Regions from separate parts of the Homo sapiens genome. Here region 1 is linked to region 2. Evidence: chromatin contacts called from ENCODE Hi-C or POLR2A ChIA-PET data. All regions are on one chromosome and are shown on one strand. Each heading gives the region's core, a stretch centred on a gene start or an enhancer-like site at or near the end of the contact. The rest is flanking DNA. Distances are from core to core; before and after follow the strand shown.

What was found. A loop is a pair of places that touch in the nucleus more often than their neighbours do. ChIA-PET counts read pairs that join two places held with the same protein, here RNA polymerase II (POLR2A). Pooled maps may share reads with other maps.
Region 1: a loop to region 2 is called in a map of A673, with 2.5 times the contacts of the local background. The contact joins two enhancer-like sites. A Hi-C loop is called at or near these places in 10 of 168 maps with a recorded cell type or tissue (A673, B cell, Caco-2 and 7 more), 7 of 37 single-sample maps with no recorded cell type and 14 of 50 pooled maps. POLR2A ChIA-PET finds 5 or more read pairs at or near these places in 1 of 52 experiments (WTC11).

What each region holds. Positions count from the first base shown.
Region 1 is chr1:183,477,822-183,485,041 of GRCh38, reverse strand. The region is part of intron 1 of SMG7 (SMG7 nonsense mediated mRNA decay factor); the gene reads right to left. Among named protein-coding and RNA genes, the nearest start is that of SMG7, 8.9 kb to the right of the region's middle. RefSeq lists an enhancer at 4,042-4,121. Within about 2 kb of position 3,686, at least 5 of the 41 ENCODE cell types and tissues checked have a DNase peak (open chromatin) inside an H3K27ac peak, as active enhancers do.
Region 2 is chr1:182,957,528-182,964,641 of GRCh38, reverse strand. It overlaps the pseudogene KRT18P28. Among named protein-coding and RNA genes, the nearest start is that of SHCBP1L, 7.9 kb to the right of the region's middle. RefSeq lists enhancers at 1,774-2,068, 6,061-6,572, 6,573-7,083. Within about 2 kb of position 1,926, at least 7 of the 41 ENCODE cell types and tissues checked have a DNase peak (open chromatin) inside an H3K27ac peak, as active enhancers do.

The sequences.
Region 1 (7,220 bases), core at 2,437-4,936, 520 kb before region 2:
TAAAAGTGCTGGCTATTACTACTAACAATCATGTCAAAAGAACAAACAAACAGCCTCTCTGTGAAGTTATTCCTTATTGCTAGTCTATACAAGCCTCAATGTCAGAACTGAAAAAAGAAAAGGTATGTCAGTGTATGCCAGATTACATGCGAATGGAAGCTAACCCAGAAGCTATATGGCAGATGGTCTAAGAGTATAATAAGCCTTTCAAACAACAGGTCAAAATGATTACTAAAAACATTATTTATAAAATAATAAAATCACATACCAAAAAATTTTTAGATAAAGGATATTAACTCAGGAGTCTCCTAAGTTTCACAAAGATTAATATTAAAGGATATACCTATATGGCCACATCAGGATATACTGCACACCTCTCCCAAATCCAACACAAAAGCAAGTAACCCTCATACAAAGGAAATGCTAACAATTCCCTGTTAGCATTTAAAGGGAGAGAGAATTGTTCCTGGTGACACATTCTTGAGAACTGCCATCACTTGTAGCTTCAAATCAGCTGCCAAAAATAGTGGAAAGACTAATTGTTATTTCAGGTATAAAGAAACAGCACAGGTAACAAAAAAGCAGAAAGCATGAGGGTTATTGTGGTATGAGCTGGCCCTCTATCGGTGAGTTCCTCATCCATGGATTCAACCAATTGTAGACCAAAAAAAAAAAAAAAAATTTTTTTTCAGAAAAAAATAACAATTTTTTAAAATACAAATTAAAAAGCAATATAGTGTAACAACTTTTACATTGTATTACATATTGTAAGTGATCTAGAGATGATTTAGAGTAGACAATGTATGCAGGTTATGTGCAAGTACTATGCCATTTTATATAAAGGAGCACCTACAGATTTTGGTATTGTGGGGGTCCTGGAACCAATCTCCCACGGCTATGGAGGGATTATACTGTGTCTATCTTCTCATGTAATTCTCCTAGTAATTCTACCATGGTCATTTTACAGGTAGCCAAGGTAAAAAACTAGAGAGCTTCAAGGTTACATTGCTAGTATATAATAGGGATCTGAACTCAGGACAACCAAAATACAAATTAAGCCAGTCTTAATTCAAACTCCTTGGCTCATTCAACTTGCTATGCCGTGCCGCTGTCTTAGGGAGCCAAAAAGACCTGTGTATGCGTTTAAACAACCAAATTAATATATTACATTAGAAAACCAGAAAGCAATTAATCTGTTACATTATTTTCCTTTCATAAACCAGAATTTATGGCCAGTATGCCTTATTATTTGAGTTGTGGTTCTTAAAATGGTCTAACCTTTTTTCATCAAAAAACAAAACTAATGATTATTTCAGACAAGGTATAATACTGTCATTTTGGTTACTTAAACAGAAATTGAGGAATATGATTTCATAGAATTAGATGTTAAAAGTACAAAAATTTCACCTCATAATATATTACACAAGTTGTATGTATGCACACACACAAAATTCTGCAGATGTCCTAAGACACTCTTTAATGTCCAAATTTATCCTATGGTGGTTCTCTCAACACTATGCTTTTTTACTTTTTTCACCAGTAATAAAAAAAATTTCAAGTAAGCAGTCTTTAACTCATTTTTCTCTTTGAATACCATCTTCCAGTTGCATTTTCCTTTGATTACCTCACTACTAATTATCTCATTACTGTACAGTATCTCAAAGATAATCTGGTTAGGTGATCACCTGATACAAAAGTAAATAATTCGTAACCTTTCTAAGAGGCAGTATTAGTAAAACAGACACATCCATTATACTGTATCCCAACTAACACAGCACTGAAATACTATTATATGTCTTTGGGAAGGAGAAGGAAAGAAAAAGAACTCAACTTCTGCGATCTGAGAAAAGAACCCAAAGAGTTTTGGGAAACAGATGAGAATATTAATGCAATATAGCAGTTATAACAGACTTTCAGAATCATGCTTGTCATTTAAGACAAGACACAACAGTAGGAAAATGCCATCAAGAACTGTGAGAACAAAACACTAATCATCAAAGGGTCTGCAAAGTTTTTCTTCTTTATGACTTGAAAAAGTTAAATCCAAAGACACTTCACTTAACCTTAGTAACTAAAGATTTCTGATATTTCCCCCTAATGCTGTAGAACTTCTCCTTCCCACAACTCTACCTCCATTCTACCTCCTTATCTCAAGGTGAGGATTCTATAAATGAAGTCCTATTAGCCCAAAGCTGTTTTCAGAATTACATGTACATTAGTCCTCCATTATCCATGGGAGATGACTCTGTGGATGCCTGAAACTTCAGGTGGTAACAAACACTATATATACCACTTTTTTCCTATACAGATTTACCTATGATAGTTTAACTTATAAATTAGGCACAGTGAGAGACTAACAATAGCTAATAATAAAATGGAATAATTATGACATAAGCTATAATAAGTTATGTGAACATGGTCTCTCACTCTCTCAAAATATATTGTACTGTACTCACCTATTTTCTGACCACCTACTTTTAGTTACCATTGACCACAAGGTAACTAAAACCATAATTAAGGGAGGACTACTGTACTCACTAACACTGTCATCATTTCCCACGTAATCATTTAATAATGTTCCAAATAGCTATTTTTTTTTTTTACCTAAGATGAGGCTACTTACAAAAGTAGGGGGAGGAAATCTAAATCTTTACATATCTCAAGAGGAAGTACTGTAGGCATTATATAAATCTTTCTCTCTTGTGTCTCCCTATTCCAGTAGGAATGTGCATAACACACACCAGCTACTCAAATATAAACTGCTCCCTTAAGATTAATGACCAGGTTCACTGAAAAAAACCTTAGACCCCCCACCCCCACACAAAAAAATGCAGAATGAGATATGGACTAATCAAAATCTCTAATTTATATGGCCTAATGTGACTGGTAGTCTCAATCTGATCATAATGTTTACATCAACCAAACTCAGTCATTCCTAGTATCAGGATTCTTTTAGAGTTCTTCAAACACACTGCACTGAGGCATTTACTCATTTTGTTCTTTGCCTGCTATACTCTTCTTTTTTACCTGGCTAATCCTGCTCATCCTTTTAAAATTCAGCCCACAGGGAATGGTGGCTCATGGCTATAAATCTAAGCAACTTGGGAGGCTGAGGCAAGAGGATCACTTGAGGCAAGAGGATCACTTAAGGCCAGGAGTTCAAAACCAGCCTGGGCAACAGAGCGAAATCCTGTCTCTGAGAAAAATAAAAAAATAAGTAAAACTGAACTCTGGTGTTCAACTCCAGAAGCTTTCCCTAAACCTCCTATGCAGGAAAAGTTCCACTTCCCTTAGTACACTCATGGAATTCCTTGAAAACATTTCACACTGTATTTACTACATTATATTGAAATATTTGTGCCACATCTGTCTCCCTCAGGAGCCACTATCCTAAAGAGTAAGTATCGGTTCATTTTTATATTCTCAGAGCCTAGCACTGGCATACGGTAAATAGTCCTAAATGTTTTGCAAAAACAAAACAAAAGCATGACAATTTTATTTAACACCAATTATGTACACTGTACATTTAAAAGATGCTGAAACATGGTCTCAACCATACTTAGTCTAGCTGCAGAGATAAGTCACATATAAAAAAAGAGATCATTACAAAATTAAGAAATTACAAGTACCAAATGACTAAGATACAGGAAATGCTACAAAGTTTAAAGAATGCAGAAATCACCAGAGTACACAAGGAAGTCTTCACAAAAGAAGGTGAAGTTTAAGCTAAGCTAGTACAGTGTGGCACTTCCCACATGGGAAATGACATGGGAAGAGAGATTTAAGCAGGAATGCATATGCCATGATTAGAAAACAATGAGATTACTCTGGCTAAGGCAGTTGGTTTCTATCAGGGAGTAAGAAGATATCATGAGGCAGAGGTAGGTGCAGGTCATTTTATGGAAGGCCAACAATACCAGATAAATGAGTTTAAGGAAGTGAAAGCCATATACAAATACTTTTTCAAGACTATTAATATAGAAGCAACGCAAAGATTAATTGGCAGGGGGACAGGTGGTAAAGAACCTGAAAAAGAACCAGAATTTGTTAAACACATGTAAACCTTTGTTAACACTGACAGCAATTTTAGGAGATCAATGTTCCGTTTTACAAATAAAGAAATCAAGACACAGAAATGTTAAGTTGTTAGCCCACACAGAAAGTAGCAGATGGTGCTTAAAGCCCCAGATCAATGCTTCCTTCTTGATGCTTGCAGGAAGAAATGCAGGTAAGGTAACAGTAGGAAGAATTTTTCAAAAGAATGGGCAATGTAATTAGAATCATGAAATCTTGATGCTAAACGCAACAGAGCTCAGAACACCCTGTAAAGCCTCTGTGTATATACCACTGCCAGTATGAACTATTTGGTAATTGAGTACTTACTTGTATGCCCAGTGAAACTACTTGAGGGCACAGTCTCTTTTTATCCCCAGGGACCTGGGATATAGCATGGCCCAAACTGAATGTTTATTGGTGGAATGGATAGAAGGACAGATACAAGAGAGGGGGACACACAGAGGAAGGAAAACAAAAGTGTGAGTTTGAGGGAAAGGAAAACAATCAGTAAATGAATTTGGCCACCGTGAGGTCTTTGGCACCTTTGGAAATGGTAATTTCAATAATGTACTCAGAAAAAAATGGACTGATAGCAAGGGATTAAGGAAAAGTAGATGGTAACTAAAGGAAAAACATAGGTTAGGGCAAACTTGAAACGCTTGGCCATAAAACAAAGGTAAAGAAGGACAGAACTTGAAAAGAAAAATCAGATCAGGAAGGCCTTTTAAAGGAAAATTGAGATTGGTTCACAGAAAGTAAGATCGGTAAAGGGAATAATTTAAAAGAAGAGAGCGACACAAGTGAAAAAAGATCCTGAAGGATGGTAAACATTAAAGAGTACAGTTAAAGGAAGGGATTCTGTAGGATCCTGCCTGACCAAATTCCTTTTCCCTTTTTGAGGCCTACAGCAGCCACCAAATCTTTGAACTACCACTTCCACATCACCACTTCTCTGTCCATAAACCTACCTTATCTAAGAAAAACTTAGATGTGGTCAGCATACTAATTAATGCAATGTATTAAGTGAGTGAATCAATTTTTAAAAAACTTATTTGGAATAAAGGAGCCATGAGTTGTTCTTCCCGCCTGAAATGGCAATTTGCCCAATATCCACTTATTAAAATCCCATCCATCTTTCAATGTACAAACCAAATCTCACCTCCTCAAAGACACCCTCTCCACCCCATCTCCACCTCTGTTGGAATAAACTTCTTGCCTATACTTACATAATACCTTTGACCTACTATTATAGCTACTTAAATGTCTTTCTTTTAATTTGCCAAAGGCATAACCCCGGTAATTGTGCTCTATACAATAAGTATTCAATAATTGCCAGTAAAAGAACACAGATTTAAGAAATTAAAATATGTACAAATGTTTATGGATAATGTCTGCCTATGGTAACTAGCCTATTACTACCTAAAAGAAAACTGAAAAGAAAATCCAATCTGTGGCTTAGAGGAGAAAACAAGAAAATGAACCCATGCAGTGCATATATATCTTTACTACATATATTTTCTAAATCAGTGGTTCTCAACTGGGGGTGAATTTACAATCCAGGGGACATCTGGCAATGTGTGGACATTTTTTATTGTCACGATTGCAAGGGAAGATACTGGCATTTAATGGATAGAGGCCAGGGATGCTGCTGAACGTCTTACAATGCTCAAGACAACCCACCACAACAAAGAACTATCTGGACCAAGTCGTCAATAAGTGCCAAGGTTGAGAAATCCTGTTGTAAATGAAACAGACAAGAAAAAAACCCAAAGCTGCCACATAGTCTACTTGAGATTCCTAAAATTTTCTTAGACAATTAGTAGAATCACCTCCTCTTTCCACTGACTAAAAACTGGGTCTAAGGGAGAGTAAAAACAATGTTCCTAAGCAGCTCCATTTACACACTAACAAAAAAAGAGCTGGTTACAAGCTGTCACTTACCATGTGACATACCTGCCAAAATTCCACTCTTATATTTCCTTGTAAATGCTTAGTTACAATTTCCCAGACAGCTGATAAGTCTATTCATAACAATACAGCAACTAAACTAAAATATGGCTTGACTGCAAAACTTTAATGGCAATATATAATGGCCATCTGCCAATATACCTACAAACAGATGAATAATCCACTATCTACAAGACGTATGCTTTATAATTTATTCTCTACACAAGATCAATTAAACTAACCCATCTAAACTTTCAGGCACTCATTCATGACACTAATACAAAAATTTGAAAGGCTAGCCGGAGGCAGGAAACAATTTTTCTCAAGTATAAAACACACCAGCCCTTTTAAAGTGTGAACCACTCTCCACCTCAAAACTGCCTCATGAAACTTGCAATACTAGTGGGTCCAGATCTTACTGTAACACATCCATTAAAAACAACAACATAAAACTCAGCAATTGCTTCTTCTACCATGAAGGCAGAAGACCACAGCTGTTAGAAAGCAAAGAAATGAAACCTAAGATAGGACAGGAAGTATACATTTTGAATCCAAATGAAACCACAAGGGAAGCAGAAATTAACTGCCAAAATAATTTAGTCAGACAATATCCAAGCAGGTAATAAGCTATTAACACTGTTATAACAAAGACTTATAAGCCTAAAGAGACAGTCATTCATTCAAAAAATGTCACCACCTTTGGCTGATATTCCGGGACAAAAGCTACTTTACATTCTGTAAAGCATGTACCTGGTGGAAAGGAAGGGGATGGGGCAGGTGAAGAAGACTTCGTGGACCACATGGACTAAAATCAGCATGTGCTCTAAGACTTCTAGAAGCTTCAGGATACAGTGACTATCTGATCTAGCATTACTAGACTCTTCTAGAACCTGGAGACCATCCTATTTATATATTCCTCCCAATGCTCCCACTATCTTCTCTGTTCCTCTCCCCAGGCTAGGATAAGGCTTAGCTTGCTACTTTATCCAGCCTTATCTCCACTATCTCTCTGTTTCAAGATTTATAGTGATACATTTTTATTTTATACCATATTGGATATTTTACTTCCTATTTAAATGACAACCATTTTTCTGCTGGCTTAGAAAACAACCCTGTGGCTGTTATATTAGTAACAAAACTTCTGACAAGTGAGCCACTGAGATGCAGCGTCTTCACTATACATGTATCATACAAAAAATATATGTATATATACACAC
Region 2 (7,114 bases), core at 677-3,176:
TGGGGCAGGAGTCAGGCAGGCAGCCTCTAGCTTAGAGCAGCCGTTATAGGCGTAACAATACAGGCTCCATTTTACTTCCTAACACTGCGGTTTCTTCACTAGTACTATGAAGGAGTTGACTGAACTGTTTGCTAAGATTCCCTTCGATGTTTACACTATGTCTTTATTTTATTTTATTTTATTTTGAGACAGAGTCTCACTCTGTTGCCCAGGCTGGAGTGCAGTGGTGCAGTCATGGCTCACTGCTGCCTTGACCTCCAGGGCTCAAACTATCCTCCGGCTTCAGCCTTCCGAGCAGCTGGGACTACAGGCACTCGCTGCCACACCTGGCTAATTTCTTTTGTATTTGTAGAGATGGAGTTTCACCATGTTGCCCAGGCTGGTCTCAAACTCTTGGCTCACCCACCTCGGCCTCCCAAAGTGCTGGGACTACAGGTGTGAGCCACCGTACCCAGCCCAAGTGTGTCCTTTTTTAGTCTTTGAAAGAGTGTTCCAGTTTTTTAAAAGATGCAGAAGTAGTATGTAAATATATTTTATTTTAAAACTTTCAAGTAATACAGAATTACATAGGGTAAAATATGAAATTGAAATTCCTCTTTTACAACCACCCCCTTCCCAATACCACTCTCCTCAAAGACTACAACTGGTACAGTTTGGTGTCTGTATGTTCTTCCATCCTTTTTCTATGCTTGAATATATGTCCAAATACAAACGTGTAATTGAAAAGAAACACAAATGGAATCATATGATACGTATTATTCTGAGAATTGCTTCTCTCCCTCCCCTTCTCTACAGTATACCTTTGGGGCCTTTTCTGAGTCAGGGCACCTAGATTGACTTCATTTTGACAATATGAATACATCATTGGTTATTTAACGATTCCACTAGTGCTAGACATGGGCTGTTTCCAGTTTTACACCACTATAAACAATGCTACAATAAATATCCTCGTATTGCATAGCATAGTGGTTAAGAGCAGGGGCGTTGGGATCCATGCATTCGAATCCTGGCTCCACCTCTTCACAGCTGTTACTTAACCTGTCCCTGCCTCAGCTTCCTCATCAATAAAATGGGGATCGCCAGGCTGTTTTTAGAGATAAATTAGTCAACGTATGTAAAGTTCTTGAACTGCACCTACCACAGTAAGTGCTAAATGCTATTATCATTATTATTAAAACTACTATAAATAAAATTTTTGTGTGCATGTGCAGCATTTCGGGGGAACTTATATCTAGAGATGGAATTGCTGGGTTGAAATTATGCACACTTAAAATTTTGAAAGTTTTTTTTTTTTAACAAGATGCCTTCCAATAAGATTTTAACTATTTCTATTTCCATCAACAGTGGTTGAGAGTGTCTGTTGTCTTCTGCCGTTGATACCCCAGTTATTATACATTTTAAGTGTCTGCTCCATTATTAGATATTTATACACTGTTCAAATTGTAGGCTAATTAGCTGATGTTATTCTTAGTGTCTTTTCCTATCAAAATTGAAACCTAAGACTTCTGATAGTTAAGACAAGTTTGGGCCATTGGCTTTTCACCAGGGTAGCTTTAGTCGGAAGTTTTAGGTTGTGTCTTGTCCATACCCAGTACTGCCTCTCCTTAGTGGAGTTCATGTGCCCTTAAACATGTATGGTGATTCTTTCTTTTTTGTGTGGTTTATGTAAAATGAAATTAAAATCATTGTTTACCTCCCAAAGAGCTGAAAACAAAAGCAGAACACAAAACAAGTATCAAGGGGTTAGTACACATTATGAAATGTTGAAGATTTAGCAGAACATCACGTCTGAGGTGAAAGAAGTGTTATATGTTACGGAAATGTGTCCGAGCTTGCCCTTTAGCAAAGTGCTGTGCTGTTGTCTTCTGAGTCAGGACTTAAAGCTATGCCTGGCTGAATGCTTCAGGCTCCACCCAGCCCTTTGGGATTGCGGGGGGGCCCTTCAATAGCCCGAAAGCTCTCTAGTGCTCTCCTCTGGTCAAAATAAGGAGGTACAGGCTTCAAAGAACTGTTGTGTTTCTTACTGCCATTGAGTATTTGTTTCCAAAGTGTTTGTTTGTTTGTTTGTTTAGTTTTTTTGTGGTTTACAAAGTTAATGTCAAAGAGTTGAGGAGGAAAAAAATTAGTGTTCTAAGAGAGAAAAATTATTTGTGAATAAATGGCCGAATGAAGTGTTCATTAATACTTATTTTTTCAATTGAGGAAAACAAAAGGAAAAAGAAATACAATTACATTTCACAGCATCCTGGTGTGCACCTCCAAAATAATACAAACCAAATCTCCACCATACAAAACTTCCAAAATACCTAAATCCCCAGTGTACTTATTTAGTGTTTTCTGACTGATGTGAGCCTTATTTATTCTTACATAGGGAAATATGAAAATAATGTGTTAGTATTAAAGACTTCCTAAAACTGTGTTACTACTAATTTATCTATGTTCTTTATAACTGAACTGTACCCTGGGAATGACTTGGTGATGGAAAAAACTTTCCTTATTTTGCAGCTGTCAAAGTCCAAGATTTTCCTTTTGACCTCCTTCAGATCTTTACTCAAACATCATCTTACGGGTGAGACCTTCCCTCTCTGCTCTGTACAAAAATTATATCCCGGGCCTACTCTCCAAAATGTCCTCATCCCTGCTCTGCCCTATCCATCTCCATATTTTTATCATTCTCCATAGCACCTAACTGTCACATAATGTGCCATAAATTTTATTTCTAAAAATTGAGATATAATTCACATACCATACGGTTCACCCATTTAAGCATACAATTCAATGGTTTCAGTTCTCAGAGTTGGGCAGTCATCATCACAATCAATTATAGTACATTCTCATCACCCCAGAAAGAAATCCTGGGCCCATTAGCAGTCAGCTCCCATTCCTTTTCAAACTCTGCCCCTCTTCCCTGGCAACCCCCAACCCCCAGCCCTAGGCAACCACTAATGTACTTTCTGTCTCTATTGATTTGCCTATTCTGGACATTTTATATAAATGGGATCATATGTTATATGGGTTTCTGTGACCTCATTTTCTGTCATTTAGCATGTTTTCAAGGTTCATCCATGTTGTAGTATGTATCAGCAGTACTTTATTCCTTTTTAAATAGCCAAATAGTATTCTACTGTATGGCTATACCACATTTTATTTATCTGTTTATCAGTTGATTGACATTTAAGTTCTTTCCACTTTATAGCTATTATAAATAATTCTGCTATGGATGTGAATGTACAAGTTTTGGGGTAGATATGTGTTTTTATTTTCTTGACAATTTTACGTAAAAAATCATGTTTATTGTCTGTCTTCAGCACCAGCACCAAATACCATGCCAGCACAGAATAGGTGCTCAATACATATCTGTAAAATAAATGAGCTATTCTCTCTCCTCTGCAGAATCTCAAGCGTGTTGCCAACGAGATTCTTCAGTTTGTTTTAATTTTGGTCCTAACTTTTTACCTAAAGCCAGTTTAGGTGACTCTTTGTAACATGGCTTATGCATATCTCTACAGCCTGAGTTTTTGTCCCAAATTGTCCTCTACTCCTGCTATATTCAGCTACCTAGACCAAGTTCTTCTACCCCTGGATAAAGCCACTAACTACTCTCTCTGCTTAGAATATTTACCTTACTCCATCCCCGCATTCTGTCCCTGCTTTAGGTGCCTATAGTTTCCTTCTCTTTCATAACTCAGCCCACCTGGGAATTTTATCTGCTAACAGAAGTAGAAATTAATTACATTCTTTTTGGGAAACGGCTTGGCAATACTGAGAGCGTTAAAATGTTTCTACATCTTGACTCAGTAATCCCACCTTCCCCTAGAGGAATATCTGAAATATAAGCAAAAGCTTATGCACAAAGATATTCAAAATGGCATAGTTGATGCTATAGAAATTAGTGTAGCCCAAATGCTTGAAAATATAAGGTTATACAAATTATATTTATACCAAGAAATTACATGCCACTCTTGAAAATTATGTGTTTAAGTAATTTTTAATGATATGAAAATGCTTATCTAAATAGAAAAACAAACTATAAAATTTAATATGATCTAAACTTTGTAATAGTGTGATAGAAAAAAAAATACTAAAAGAAAATATACCAAAATCTAGTAGTAGTTATTGCTGAGCATTGGAATTACAGTTCATTTAAGTTTTCTTCTTTCTTATGCTTTTCTGTATTGTCCAAATTGGCTCAGGGTAGAGGCATTGCTTTCATAATTAGTAAAAAGTAGGTCGTCGGCAAAGCCGGAGTCCTGTCTTCTTATTCTCCTCTGCAGACAGCATGAACTTCACCACTCGCTCCACCTCCACCAACTACCAGTCCCTGGGCTCTGTCCAGGCGCCCAGCTATGGCCCTCCGCCAGTCAGCAGCACAGCCAGCGTCTATGCAGGCGTCGGGGGCTCTGGTTCCCAAATCTCCATGTCCCGCTCCACCAGCTTCCAGGGCGGCATGGGGTCCGGGGGCCTGGCCGCGGGGATGGCTGGGGGTCTGGCAGAAATGGGAGGCATCCAGAATGAAAAGGAGCCCATGCAAAGCCTGAACCACCACCTGGCCTTCTACCTGGACAGAGTGAGGAGCCTGGAGACCAAGAACCGGAAGCTGGAGAGCAAAATCCGGGAGCACCTGGAGAAGAAGGGACCCAGGTCAGAGACTGGAGCCATTACTTCAAGACCATCAAGGATTTGAGGGCTCAGATCTTCGCAAATACTGTGGATAATGCCTGCACTGTTCTGCAGATCGACAATGCCCATCTTGCTGCTGATGACTTTAGAGTCAAGTATGAGACAGAGCTGGCCATGCGCCAGTCTGTGGAGAGTGACATCCAGGGGCTCCGCAAGGCCATTGATGACACCAGTGTCACTCGGCTGCAGCTGGAGACAGAGATCGAGGCTCTCAAGGAGGAGCTGCTCTTCATGAAGAAGAACCACGAAGAGGAAGTAAAAGGCCGACAAGCCCAGATTGTCAGCTCTGGGTTGACCTTGGAGGTAGATGCCCTCAAATCTCAGGACCTTGCCAAGATCATGGCAGACATCTGGACCCAATATGACGAGCTGGCTTGGAAGAACCAAGAAGAGCTGGGCAAGTACTGGTCTCAGCAGATTAAGGAGAGGACCACAGTGGTCACCATGCAGTCCACTGAGGTTGGAGTTGCTGAGATGACGCTCATGGAGCTGAGACATACAGTCCAGTCCTTGGAGATCAACCTAGACTTCATAAGAAATCTGAAGCCTAGCTTGGAGAACAGCCTGAGGGAGGCGGAGGCCCACTGCACCCTGCAGATGGAGCAGCTCAATGGGATCCTGCTGCACCTGGAGTCAGAGCTAGCACAGACCTGGGCAGAGGGACAGCGCCAGGCCCAGGAGTATGAGGCCCTGCTGAACATCAAAGTCAAGCTGGAGGCTGAGATCACCACCTACTGCGGCCTGCTGGAAGATGGCAAGGACTTCAATCTTGGTGATACCCTGGACAGGAGCAAGTCCGTGCAAACCATCCAAAAGACCACCACCCGCTGGATAGTGGATGGCAAAGTGGTGTCTGAGACCAACGACACCAAAGTTCTGAGACATTAAACTGGCAGAAGCAGGATACTCTTTGGGGAGCAGGAGGCTAATAAAAAGATCAGAGGTTTAAAAAAAAGCAATAAAAGTTATTTTAGCTCTCTTGCTTCTGCTCCAGCCATGTAAGATGTGCCTGCTTCCTCTTTTCCTTCCGCCATGATTGAAAGTTTCCTGAGGCTTCCCCAGAAGCTGAGCAGGTGCCAGCATTGTGCCTCCTGTACAGCCTGTAAAACCGATGGCTCTAGGCAAGATGTTATAGACAAATGAGAATGATGCCATCCCTCAAAATGTTATAAGGACATTTGGGTAGGGACTATCTAGACAAATAGAATGGACGGATACTGGCTAGATGGAGGAAAGACATTCTGGAATTTGGGGCTAAGAGTTGAAGGCACTGAAAAAAGAGACTTGGTATTTGAACCCTCGTCTTGCCTGGCATCTTATCCTGCAATCTTCAAGAAGTTGACTACACCATGAGAGTCAAGCCAAATTTGGGGAGTGAGAAAGAGACAAGGCTTTTCTGTCAAGAAGAGGGACAGTGGCTGTGCATGCTTCACTTTTCAGGACCACTTGGAAGAGTGCGAAAAACTCTTCCACCCCTTTCTTCTCATACAGCACAGAGTAGTTTGATGGTGAAGAAAGAGAGGGATCAGGCTGAGCACAGTAGCTCACTCCTGTAATCCCAGCACTTTGGGAGGCCGAGGCGGGCAGATCACTTGAGCTCAGGAGTTGGAGACCTGCCTGGGCAATATGGTGAAACCCTGTATCTACTAAAAATACAATAATTACCCAGACATGGTGGTGCATGCCTATCGTCCCAGTTACTCGGGAGGCTGAGGCACGAGAATCGCTTGAACCAGGGAGGTGGAGGTTGCAGTGAGCCGAGATTGCGCCCCTGTACTCTAGCCTGGGTGACACAGCAAGATTCTGTCTTGGAAAAAAAAAGAGAGAGAGAGAGGAATCCCTTTCTGCTGTTGGGCTTTTATCACTCTAATCGTTGCTATTGTTATTCATCTCCCAAGAGTAAATGGGAAATCTACTTCTCACTCAGTCCATCCTCTTGTACCTGCAGGGAGACTCTCCAATGTTGCTGACTGTTTTGAATTAGCACATTTCTTTGCAGTCCCCCATATCCACCAGGATACATTCCAAGGCCCCAGTGGATGCCGGAAACCGTGCATAGTACCATACCCTACATATGCACCAATTACTTTTTTCTCCTTCACAATTTCACAGATAGAACATTTGTTCTTACCGTAGATCTTCGCAACTTCAGTAGAGAGTTTTTTCTTTTTTTTTTTATTAAGTGGAGAGTTAGTTACTTACTTAGAAATGTTTCTTTTCTTATTAGGTTTTTTTTTTGTTTTGTTTTGTTTGTTTGTTTGTTTGTTTTGAGACAGAGTCTCGTTCTGTCTCCCAGGCTGGAGTACAGTGGTGTGATCTCGGCTCACTGCAACCTCTGTCTCCTGGGTTCAAGCGATTCTCCTGCCTTAGCCTCCTGAGTAGCTGGGACTACAGGTGCCCGCCACCACGCCTGGCTAATTTTTGTATTTTTAGT